Linked DNA regions of Mus musculus: region 1 is linked to region 2. The links are chromatin loops, found by intact Hi-C in ENCODE. Cell type or tissue: heart. All regions are shown on one strand. Each heading gives the region's core, and the rest is flanking DNA. Links, peaks and the distances in the headings are about the cores only. Region 1 holds the start of Tmed9 (transmembrane p24 trafficking protein 9). Region 2 holds the start of Ddx41 (DEAD box helicase 41).

Region 1 (6,197 bases), core at 1,630-4,129, 56 kb after region 2:
AAAAATACTCAATAAAATTCTCACTAACTGAATCCAAGAACACGTTAAAACAATCATCCATCCTGACCAAGTAGGTTTTATTCCAGGGATGCAGGGATGGTTTAATATACAGAAATCCATCAACGTAATCCATTATATAAACAAACTCAAAGACAAAAACCACATAATCATCTCGCTAGATGCGGAAAAAGCATTCGACAAGATCCAACACCCATTCATGATAAAAGTCTTGGAAAGATCAGGAATTCAAGGCCCATACCTAAACATGATAAAAGCAATCTACCGCAAACCAGTAGCCAACATCAAAGTAAATGGTGAGAAGCTGGAAGCAATCCTACTAAAATCAGGGACTAGACAAGGCTGCCCACTTTCTCCCTACCTATTCAACATTGTACTTGAAGTCCTTGCCAGAGCAATTTGACAACAAAAGGAGATCAAGGGGATACAAATTGGAAAAGATGAAGTCAAAATAACACTTTTTGCAGATGATATGATAGTATATATAAGTGACCCTAAAAATTCCACCAGAGAACGTCTAAACCTGATAAACAGCTTCGGTGAAGTAGCTGGATATAAAATTAACTCCTTTCTTTCTTTCTTTCTTTCTTTCTTTCTTTCTTTCTTTCTTTCTTTCTTTCTTTTTTAAATGAGTGCTCTATCTGCATGCACACCTGCGTGCCAAAAGAGGGCATCCCATTACAGATGGATGTGAGCTACCATGTAGTTTCTGGGAATTGAACTCAGGCCCTCTGGAAGAGCAGCCAGTGCTGACCCATCTCTCCAGCCCTGTTTCTACAGTTCTTTAGCACAAGCCCTTTCCCCCACTCCAAAGCTAGAGCCCTCCATGTTCAGACCACAAACTTGTTCCTGTTCCTACCATTTTAATTCCTGTTTGGGAGTTGCCACACAGACTCTATAGGACAACTTCTTCCCTGCTGAAGCATTTACCACATTAGCAAGAAACCTGAACAACTTTTGCTTTACTCTGTTTTTGGTTGCTTGTTTAGTTTGTTGTTGTTGTTGTTATATAAGGTGAGGCTGAGAAAGCATCTCTGAAGTGCAATGAGAAGCAGTACTAACACTGCTGCCCCTAAAGAGGCAGCTGATATGGATGGGACCACAGGGCAGGAAGCATAGGGGATGACGTTGGCAGATCAGACTGGCCACTTCTGCCACTGTAGCTGCTGGTTCTCATGGATTATAGAGGAAATTGTTTGAGCTCTACAATCTGTACAAGTGCTTCATTGAGACCTCCTATACCCCAGAGGCCTGGAAGGGAGATGAGATCTAGCTATTCTGCAATTTCTCCTCATCAGCATTTCTGTGCTGCCCTCTGGATCTCCTGATCTCTGGAATCTCTCTGCACTATGAGCCTGTTCAGTAAAAGTTCCATGCATTCTTGTCTCAGCTACAATGTGGGACTCCCTCTTCTTGCCTGTGTGGGCTTTCCTTATCTCTATCAATCCAAAGCCTAGAGAGGAATGTGTATCCTTTATCAACCCTACAAGCATGAAGAGATTAATTTAATCCCAGCACTAGGGAGGCAGAGGTAGACAGAGCTCTATAAGATCAAGAAGGACAGCCTGGTCTGTTGTGATCATAAAAAGAGAGCGAGCTATAAGAATATGTTCTGGCGGGGTGTGGGGGAAGAGGTTGCCTTAGTGGGCCCATGCCAAGGCATCCCTTCCCCCTGAGGGACCAGACCACACTGGTATAGTATAGAATAGTTTATTTAGGGCATGGGGAAGGCAGTTAAGAGAGTAGCAGAGGCAGAGAGAAGGAGAGAGTAAAGAAGTAGGGGCTGGCCATGGCGACGTGAAGAGAGAGGGGAAGGGAATAAAGAGCAAAGGGAAAGAGGCAAGAGAGTAAGAGAGTAAGAGAGAGAGGAGGGGCCAAGCAGCCCCTTTTATAGAGCCAGGACTACCTGACTGTTGCCAGGTAACTGTGGGGCGGAGCATACTTGGCTTCTGCCAGGAACTGTGGGGGTGGAGTTTAGAGAGATACCAACATGGTCTACCTATCAAGGTCAGAGCCAGGCAGGGCTACATAGTTAGACTGTCTCAAGAAAAAAAAAAAAAAAGATGCCACAATGTATCTACTTAGTACAGACAAAGGTATTGGTGAACAACAAACACAAGACATACATAAACAACACAATGATAGTTATAAATCTTATTAATGATTAAATTAAATGTAAGTGGCATAAACCCTACAATTAAAAGGTAGAACTTGGCAAGATGGCGTTCAAAAGGCATGATCTAATTGCATGTTGCCCCTAAGAGGTTCATTTTGGAATATAAAGTAATGATATGAGTGGGAAAGAATAGACAGTGCAAATAGTAACCGAGAGTAGGATGGCTGAACATAGTGTTGTGTGCACCTTATATCCCAACCTTAAGAGTCAGAAAGATCCCTACAAATTTCAGGCCGGGGGGAGTTTGCATTGTAAATTCCAGTGAGGCAAAGCAACATAGCAAGACCCTGTGTCAAATCAAATAAAAGTAAAGAGGGATGGGGAGAGGATGGGCAAGAGGGAGAGTTGTATTACTATTGGGTGAAACAGGTTCGAACCTTGCCTCCGCTTATATGTTGCGCAGGCTGACAACTATTATCAGTCATCTCGCTATTTGGCTAAACCGAAGAAAATCCTTCCATTTTGGAGACCCCAGTCCTCAGCTTGCAGAAACCAGCCCCAATCAGGTACTGCCGCGCGGAGGCGTGGTGTATCTAGGGACTTGTAGTCCATGCGGCGGAACTCGCAGTCCCGGCAGGCACTGCGGTGGCCTCCGCTGGGCTACGTGGCTCGGCAGTCTGCGCCTGCGCAGGCAGGTGGGGCAAGATGGCTGCGGTGCGAGGCGTGCGGGTTGTCGGAAGCTCACCGGGTCTCTTGCTGGGGAGAGGGATGCGGGCCTTCCTGCTACTGCTGTGGCTTGCAGCCCGCGGAAGCGCGCTGTATTTCCACATCGGAGAAACAGAAAAGAAGTGCTTCATTGAGGAGATTCCGGACGAGACCATGGTCATCGGTGCGGGGGCGCAGGGAAGCGTTTGGGACAAGTCAGTGGTCCTGGGGCGGAGGGGGATGCGACCTGTTCCGGGTAGCTAGCCTGGCCGCGAACCCCGCACCTCTTCGAGCTTATTTCATCTTCCTTTTTCCGCCTGTCTCCAGGAAATTACCGGACGCAGCTGTATGACAAACAGCGGGAGGAGTACCAGCCAGCCACCCCTGGGCTTGGCATGTTCGTAGAGGTAAAAGACCCCGAGGACAAGGTAAGCTGGCCCTTACCCGCTCCGGTACTTCTTTGTTAGTTTCCTTATCTGTTCGATCGAGAATTTTAGTTGGTGTTGTGGGAAGATACCGGATCTTCTCTAGGAACTTGGGCCGCGGTTTCTGGACAGGTTCAGTTCACAACTTCTCAGTGACCTCTGAGTGACTCCCCCAATTCGGCTGCTTTCCCTAGCCTGTGAAATGGAAGCTCACTTACTCTAGCGATAAGTGTATTAATTGCAGTCAGTGATGGATACCAAAAAGTTGCTAATGCTAAAGTTGTTGTTTAGGCCTTAATTTCACAAAACAGAACACCTTTCAGTTTTGACAAATAATGTTTTAAAGACAAAAGGCAAAATAGTTTTGTTGTCACTAACCATCAGAATAGTTGTGGAAGTTATTTTTGACATCACCATTCATCCAAGCGCCTGGAGAGATGGCTGAGCATCAAGGAAGAGCATTTGCAGCCAGGCAAATGCTCTTAAAGCTGGCCCATGCCTTTAATCCCAGCACTTGGAGGGCAGAGACAGTTGGATCTCTCTGAGTTCCAGGCCAGCCTGGTCAACAGAGTGAGTTTCAGGACACCCAATGCTAACATTCACACAAATAAAGAAAAAAAAATACTTAAAAAAATTAACAGGCATAAAAACAAACAAACAGCCGGGCGGTGGTGGCCTTTAATCCCAGCACTTGGGAGGCAGAGACAGGTGGATTTCTGAGTTCGAGGCCAGCCTGGTCTACAAAGTGAGTTCCAGGACAGCCAGGACTACACAGAGAAACCCTGTCTCGAAAAACCAAAAAAAAACCCCAAAAACTAAAAACAAAACAAAACAGCAACATGGTGGTCATGCTGCCCCTGGAAGGTAGAGGCAGGCCAGCTCCGCCTGGGGAGCAGTTACTCGCCAGCCTGATGTCAGACCCTTCAACCCTGCCCCAGATTGTTGCGATCATTTTATGCCTGTGGCTGAGTACCCTTGGGTCCTTTAGTGCTGTGACGTGCCCAAGGCTCTCCTTGCAGACTCTTGTGGTACTCAGAGCTTTTATCCCCATTTTTTCCTAGTCTCCTGGCAGCATCACTGACTGAAATCCTCCCTGTTATCTATAGGTCATCCTGGCCCGGCAGTATGGCTCTGAGGGCAGGTTCACCTTCACCTCCCACACCCCTGGTGAGCACCAGATCTGTCTTCACTCAAATTCCACCAAGTTCTCCCTCTTTGCCGGAGGGATGCTGGTAAGTAGGTCCATGGGTGACCAAAGGCTTTCAGGCAGTATACCCTGCTTAGGACTGGGCATTTGTACCGTGAGTGTGGCAGGTACTGGATTTTGTGCCTTTTAAAGCATTGGATTGCCAGAGGGCATACAGGGCATAGTGACTGATCAGTTTGTATAGCCATTTCTTACGACCGTAATAGTGTGCTTTTATTTTTATACAAGGCATACATATCCTGCTGTATACTTTATCATCTCTAGGTTACGTATAACCCCTAATGCAGTGTTAGTGATATATGTGGCATATGAATTGATCTAAAGAATGACCAAAAAGGCTTCATTCTCAGTACAAATATGTTTTTTGAATCTGTGTCTTTGCTCTTTGAAGTTTTTCTGTTCTTGGGAAGCCACAGCTACAAAGAACAAATGGTGTGAACATGGGTATTAACAAACAGTGTGAACATAGGTCAGAGTGTGAGCCCCAAGCTTATTATTTTCACTCGTATACCCGGAGCCCCATAGCATTGAGGGTGTCTCAGTGTGTGATCTGAATTTAACAAAAAGAAAGAGAAAAAAGGGAAGGTAGACAGATCAGCTGCCAGTCCGGCAGTCAGAGGCAGCAGGCCCGCCTCACTCTCTTCTCACTCTTCCCTCCCCAGAGGGTTCACCTTGACATCCAAGTGGGCGAACATGCAAACGACTATGCAGAAATTGCTGCCAAGGACAAGCTGAGCGAGCTGCAGCTGAGGGTGCGACAGCTGGTGGAGCAAGTGGAGCAGATCCAAAAGGAGCAGAACTACCAGCGGGTGAGTGCTGGGTGAGTGCCGGCTCGGCCGGCCGCCCGGTGGGTGGCAAGCTCTGCTGCTAGGAGTTGCAGGAAAGACTCTTTATGGAAGCCCAGGGGACTTACCTATGCCAGAGTGCAGGTCTAAAAGGTGACTGTGTGTTACAGAGTCCATTTGTAATCGAGCCGCAGCCTCGTAAGAGCCTGGCTTCACAGGAAATCACAGTGACAAACAGGAGAAGAGCATGATAATACCAGCACCTTAGCAGCCGTTTTAAAGGTTCTAGGTGTCCCCAGAATCTAAAGCCTCTGAATTTTTCCTGACCAGGAACCAGGCAGGTATCATGAATGAATTGTAGTTGATGGGCAGTGACCCATCTAAACAGGAAAAATTATACAGTGTCTGCTACGGCCTCCCAGTAGTAAAGGTAGTTCTGAGATTTTAGCTTCCCACTTACCGCCCCCCACCCCCTTTATTTTAATTATTTTTTATTTTTTTGGTTTTTGGAGACAGGGTTTCTCTGTATAGCCCTGGCTATCCTGGGACTCACTTTATGGACTAGACTGGCCTCGAACTCAGAAATCTACGTGCCTCTGCCTCCCGAATGCTGGGATTAAAGGCATGCACCACCAGGCCCGGCTATTTTAATTTTTAAATATTTATTTATTTATTTATTTTTGTTGAGAGGAGGTTTCTCTGTGTCCTGGAACTTGCTTTGTAGGCCAGGCTGGCCTTGAATTCACAGATATTTACCTGCCTCTGCCCCCATCCCCACCCCCCCAGTGCTAGGACTAAAGGCGTGTACCACCACTGCCTGACAGGAGACTGAATCATAAAGAAGGAAAACAAATGCAAACAGAAAAACTGTGAACTAACCATGTCCAGCCCACCAGTTTGCATTCTGAATGTATGACACATGTGATCTTTAAGGAGCAGAT
Region 2 (6,197 bases), core at 1,546-4,045:
GACCATCAGTACGTACTGTCGGATGGTCTCCATCTGCTCCTTCACCGACATGCCCCCGATGCAGAGGGCACAGCGCAGGAGGGGTGAGCTGTCCTCCTGCAGCAGACGGCAGTAATACTCCAGGATGCCGTGGGTCTGCCGAGCCAGCTCTCGCTACAGGCAGAGACAAGGCTGGTACCGGAAGCCAGCACAGTCCTTCTCCCGACCCCAGGATTAGCCTATCTTACCGAGGGGCAGATGATGAGCCCATAAGGCCCCTCTCGCTTGGAGAAAGGCAACCGCTTCTCCTGTTCCAGGCAGAACATGATGACTGGCAGAGTGAATACCAGTGTCTTGCCTGACCCCGTGAAGGCAATGCCGATCATGTCCCGACCGGACAGACTGTCGGGAGAGGACAGCTTCAGGACTGGCCCAGCAGGAGACAGCTGGATAAGTGGGCATGGCTTCTCTGTTGCAGTCATGCTCACAGCCCACACTTACATGGTAGGGATGCCCTGGATCTGAATGGGTGTTGGGTGGAGGATGCCCTTTTTTTTCAGGCCCCGAAGGATAGCTGTAGTAAAGAACAGGAGTTTAATTGGCATCCTGAGTCCGGTAGAATTAGTTCTTCCCTGTAAGTTGTAAATCGTGAAACAGAGGCTGGGGTGTCAGGAAACAGTAGGTCCAAGGCTCACTGGCTCACTGGGCCTAAGTTCTCATGGAAGCTCTGTTGAAGCAGAAGATAGCCGAGGCATCTGAAAATAAGTCCAAAGAAACCCTTCCTCGCCGGGCGGTGGTGGCGCACGCCTTTAATCCCAGCACTTGGGAGGCAGAGTCAGGCAGATTTCTGAGTTCGAGGTCAGCCTGGTCTACAGAGTGAGTACTAGGACAGCCAGGGCTACACAGAGAAACACTGTCTCAAACAAAACAAAACAAAACAAAAAACCCTTCCTCTAGTGAGGAGTGGTGGGACATGCCTATAAGCCCTGAACCTAGGAGGCACAGATAACTGGATCTTTGAGTGTGAGGAAAGCCTGGACATATTATGTTCGGGGACAATTGGGCCTCCAAAACGACACGTGGTTTCACAACTGCCCACAGGGTGTGGTGGTTATGCCTCCAGTGCTAGCTAGCACAAGCGTTCAGTAGGGATGCTGCAGGAGGACTGTTTTGGATTTGAGGTCAGTCTGGGCTGCCGAAAGAGATCCTGTCTCAAAAGAGCTCCTCCCCCCAAAACCAAGTACCACCAACAACCACAGAGAGACTTCCTATCTCCAACTCTCCATTCCCACGGCTGAGCGCAGTGGGTGCTGGGATACACAACCTCACAGGGGCAAGATGATAAAGCACGGTGTCTCCCTTCTCCTCGGGTACCTGCAGGAAACTTCATCTCCTTGAAGCTCTTGATGGGTGGCGGGATACCATCGCCCTCCACCAGGATGTGATACTTCTTCCGAACTCGCTCATGCCGCTCCTCAGACATGCTCAGGACATAACGCGGGGGTGTCCAACTATGGGTAGGTGGTGGGCAGGAGAGGGCAACACGGTAGAGTATGGTGGGGCAGCTCCCTCCCCAGTCCGCACAGCAGGGCGTCAGGGTACCACTGCCAGTCCCAACCTCATATACTTACTGGAAAGGCATACCTAGTTTTGATTGGATCGTCATAGGTGATGCCTTTGGCCATTTCCTTCACTGACATCAAGGCTGAGGAGACAGACATGGCTCAATGAGCAAGACCACCCAAGAGGTCTCGCCTTTGAAATCGGGAGGAGGTGGCTCAGTCCACCTCTGCTCTGAACCAACTATAATGGTACCTCGGCCTTCAGCCACACTCTCCAGAATCTTTTCTTCTTCCTTCAGTTGCTTTTCCTTGGCGGACTCCTTGCGTGCTGAGAAAAGAAGCCGAAGAGGTCAGAGAAGCAGGAGCACTGCGGCCTAGGCCCGTCCTCTCTCCTTCCTGCTAGGCCCACCTTCAGCCTTCTCTTTGAGGTGCTGGTGCTGATCCAGGAGGCTGACATTGGACTGAGGGCCCAGCGGGATGTCGTCCTCATCTCCTCGGGGCTCACTGCCACTGTCCTGCTGCTCTTCCTCCGTAGCGCCCTTGCGTCTTCGCTGCAGCAGCTTCTGGAGCTGAGGTCCCAGCAGTGTCCCTCAGAGCCAAGCCCAGGACCCAGCAGGTGAGGGGGCACAGCACCCGGGAGGGCTTTTTCCGGGAAGGGGATCGTGTGCACTGAGGCGCACGTCTGTCCGGAACTCAGGTTCACTAGTCCCTGGTCTTCCTCAGAACCACGACCCAAGGTAGGACTACAGCTCCCCAGATCCCCCCTCCCGCTGACGGCCGGGGACATGTCGCCGTTGCACCAGGGATGCGGCCCCTCACCAGTAGCTGCCGGCGCTGCCGCAACGGCACATAGGGTACGTAGTCCTCGTCGTCCTCATCCTCGTCCTCGGAGCGGCTCCCACCCGCGGTCGCCTCGTCCGCGCGTGCCCGCTGCGGAGACCCGAGTCAGCCGCGGCCCCTCCCCCTGCCCGCACCCCCTCGCGTGGACCAAACCTCAGTCCCACCTTCCGCTCCGGTTCCGAATCCTCCATCTTAGGCTGCACACATGCGCAATGCCAGGGCATCTGAGCTCCAATCAGATAGGAAAAACTGCTGTGGTCGCCTAGCAACGGCGTGAGCGCCGGATCGCGAACCGGGACAATCTTCTTCCAGCGCGTTTACGGACGCGCAGCGGAGCCAATTGGGTCTGGCGAAGCCTTGTGGGTAGCGGGAGGATTTGAAGCATGCGCAGAAGATCCAAGTCGTGGGTTAAAGGATGAATCTGTTGAACACGCCCTACCCTCCGCACGCTGTCCTTTCCCGCACGCTCCCGGGGAGCGTTGTGCCCTCTGGCGGCCAGGAGTTTCAGCCCTGCAAGCGGTGCTCGCAAAATATTATTCATTAACGTGAGATAACACCGCTGTTCCGACGGGTCAGAAGTAAAATAATGGTCAAGGTCTTTTTTAACCTTGTATGTTATGTGTGTAAATGATATACATCTCAGAGTGACCACCTGGGAAGCTAGAGATAGCACAGAAGAGATGCTGGATCTGGGTTTTCGAGTTAGTGGAGGGAGGAGTCACCATCAAGAGAGCAGGAAAGGGGCTGAGAGTGTAGAGCAAATAACCAGATTCCTTGGGGCATCTGCAGAGATCTCAGGGGCTGGTGTGAGGTAAGGAGACGGGCCCAGGTTGTTAGGAGTCCTACTTTAAGGAGGAAAGACAGAGCTAGTGCTGGCTGCTCCTTCCCAAGTCTTTATCTGTAATAGGTGCATCGATCACCATGGAGTGCCAAAGTGTTCTGAGATTGGGAGAAATAAAATGATTTTTTTTTAACCTAAGAGAGGGTCTTGCCATGTAGCCAAGGTTGGCTTCAAACTTGTGGTGATCCTCCTGCTTCAACCTCATGAGTGCTGGGATTGTGTATAATCACAATACCTAGCATGAAATCACAAAGGAAGTGCAAATCAATTTTCGTGATATTCATAGCAAGTAGCCTCTCTTGAAGAATAATTAAAATCCAAAAGCCAGGTGGTTGCATGCACCTTTAATCCCAGCACTCAGCAGGCAGATCTGAGTTTGAAGCCAGCTGGGGCTACACAGTAAGAACTCATGGTAAAGAAACAAACACCCGGAATTCATAATGGAAGAGTAATTGTGGAGGGGTGGGGAATGTGAAAGAAAGTCAGGAGTCACCTAGCTGGTGACCGTGTGCTGAAGGCCAAAGCTAGACTTTGTAGGTACTTGACCAGACTTTAACTCTTGCCACAACTGGAATTTTAAAGAGCAGTTTTAAGTGTGAAAAACAAAGCTAACCAATACAGAGAAAAGGCTACAACTGTTTTCCCTTTCCTAAAAATGAAACAGGCTGAGAAGCAGGAGCTGTGAGCCTGTGGTCTGGCTCCTGCTCCCTTGGGGGAGGAGAAGAGTATGGGTTAACTGCAGAGCCTAGCAGACGCTTGCTAAGAATGGCATTTAGCAGGGCTGGAGGGTGGCTCAGGCCAAGAGCATTGGTTCTTGCAGAGGACCCAGATTGGATTCTCAGCACCTATATGGTGCCTCACATTTCTAACTCCATTTCTGTGGAATCCAATGCTCTCTTCTGACCTTCAACACCAGGCTTACAGTGTGAGCAAAACACTCACACATAAAACAGATCTTTAAAAAGACTTAAGCCTGGACACGGCACATGTGAGACATTTTTAGTAAATCTACCACATTAAAATAGGATTTGGGAAGGTGAAGTGGATTCCTTGACTTTATAGATGTTTAGTATGTGTTTTGTTTTAAGGTTTACGAGTGTATACATAGCCCATTCCCACTGGACACGCAGATCTAATTCTAAAAGGTGTTTGTCCTTAACTGCTCCAATTGTGTTGGTATGGTGTGGGTAGCTCTCAACTGGCTAGGGCTGCAGGTGCATAGTTGTAAAGGCCTCAGGGCCTCTGGTCTCATGCATATGTAAAAGTCCATATCCAACCTAGGTCCACATGATCACATTGCAGAGGGGAAAACTAAGTGTAAAGGCTAAGCAAGGTGAACCTGTAAGGCCATTTCCGGGAAGGATTAACTAAGGGGTGAAGACACTACACTCAAATGTGCTGTACTTTTCTCAGTGGTATCCTGGACATAAGGAGATCCGAGGAAATGTTGCTTTTGCAACTACTCTGCTGACATCAGAGCTTAGCTTCTTCAGTTTTCCAATGTGGACTAAAGATTAGGGACACACACACACTCTCTCTCTCTTTTTGTTTTTTAGGTTTTTCAAGACAGGGTTTCTCTGTGTATCCCTGGCTGTCCTGGAACTCACTCTGTAGACCAGGCTGGCCTCGAACTCAGAAATCCCGAGTGCTGGGATTAAAGGCATGCATCACCATTGCCCGGTGGATTAGGGACTCTCTTGAGGGCTAGAAATGGCTTAGCAGTCAAGGGCACTGAGCTCTTCCAGAGGATCCAGGTTCAATTCCCAGCAACCCTGAAGCACTAGACTGAATCAGCCTCTCACTATGCAGAGGCGGCCATTGTCGAGCTACCCAGCCCATATAGTGTTCTAGGTTGATGTACTTGAGTCCTCCCAATAGGAGACAGGGCCTAGACAGTGACAACAGCCACAACCTTTGGGCCCAGCCAGACGGTTTAGCAGTCACTTTGTTGTCATAACCTTAGTCCCCCATCTCCATTATGTTGGGCTGTCAGCCCCACTCAGAATTGCTTGGGGACTCTAAGGGTTATATAAGAACGATGGCAGACTGCCTGAGCAGAATACTGCTGTAGATGGTGACTAAGACAGACCTCTATTTCTGAGTACATATACCTCTCTCCCACTCCCCATTCAGATCAGCAAATCACCATCATACTAACTCTGTGTCCAAATGTTGCTTTATCTCTCCCCATGAAAGATATTCACAGTATCAAAAGTAAAGAATTAAAAAAACAAAACAGAAACCAAACACAAAGAGAGCAGGTTTGGGCCAGCAGTCCCACCAGCCCTTGCTCACAGGCCAGCCCAGCAGTCCCACCAGTCCTTGGCTCACAGGCCAGCCCAGCCCCGGGCTCTGAGTGCAGGCAGCGTAGCACCAGGAAGTGGCTTTGCCGAGGTCCTCACAGGCCCCAGCACAGCATGGCGTCCATTCAGCTTTTGGTTGGTCAGGGTGGTGGGAGCAGGACAGGTCAAGACAGGTGGCAGGGCACGTCAGAACTACATCTGCAGCTTGAGCTGCGGCCTTGAGGTGACCTGGAGACGTCAACCTGGGCAGGGCTGAGAGGGAAGAAGAGGGTAGGATCACAGTGAGTACCAGGCCTTCTCTCCCCGCCCCCGCTGGCCTTGTTGGCCCTGGGTCCCTGTGAATTACATCCCCAGCTTCTGCCCAGCCCTGCTGCATCTGGGTCTGGGGAAGTGGTAATATTCAGTGTTAGCTTTGTTTCTTGGGCTAAAAACAAGCGACAGATTTCCCAAATTGAAATAGGGGAAATAGGAAAATTTTCAGTAGAAAATGAAGTTTAAAACTGTGAGGGATAGAGCCCCAGTTCTGAGGTTCTGTCAATATACGGGACAGTCCTTGAGAAAACGAAGGCCCTTCCTGCAGCACCCCTGTGCAGGTCAGGGCTGAGTAAGAGCTCGGTTGCTGGCAACCATTCTCCCACTTACAGGTGCTAGTGGAGGCTAGCCCTGGATTCA

What was found. A loop is a pair of places that touch in the nucleus more often than their neighbours do. Peaks named below come from ENCODE experiments on the same cell type or tissue, not always from the same donor. Only the 100,000 strongest peaks of a DNase experiment are listed, where the experiment ranks them.
Region 1: it touches region 2 in a loop (4-fold over the local background); 1 of 42 quality-filtered maps calls a loop at or near these places.

What each region holds. Positions count from the first base shown.
Region 1 is chr13:55,590,335-55,596,531 of GRCm38, forward strand. It overlaps Tmed9 (transmembrane p24 trafficking protein 9), which reads left to right and starts at 2,801. Exons shown (of 5, transcript NM_026211.3): 1 at 2,801-3,023; 2 at 3,167-3,267; 3 at 4,371-4,496; 4 at 5,134-5,280. The coding sequence starts at 2,840. In heart, for the core only: a CTCF peak has its summit at 2,705; a DNase peak (open chromatin) is centred at 2,787; H3K4me3 peaks cover 1,988 bases; H3K27ac peaks cover 1,778 bases.
Region 2 is chr13:55,533,936-55,540,132 of GRCm38, forward strand. It overlaps Ddx41 (DEAD box helicase 41), which reads right to left and starts at 2,723. Exons shown (of 17, transcript NM_134059.2): 1 at 2,546-2,723; 2 at 2,361-2,471; 3 at 1,951-2,110; 4 at 1,795-1,869; 5 at 1,624-1,684; 6 at 1,354-1,490; 7 at 481-553; 8 at 228-381; 9 at 17-153. The coding sequence starts at 2,572. Gm46416 (a long non-coding RNA gene) reads left to right here and starts at 2,060. Exons shown (of 5, transcript XR_003950651.1): 1 at 2,060-2,157; 2 at 2,265-2,952. It overlaps Fam193b (family with sequence similarity 193, member B), which reads right to left. Exons shown (of 11, transcript NM_145382.4): 11 at 5,381-5,777. In heart, for the core only: a CTCF peak has its summit at 2,876 (motif pointing left); DNase peaks (open chromatin) are centred at 2,676 and 3,206; H3K4me3 peaks cover 1,775 bases; H3K27ac peaks cover 1,673 bases.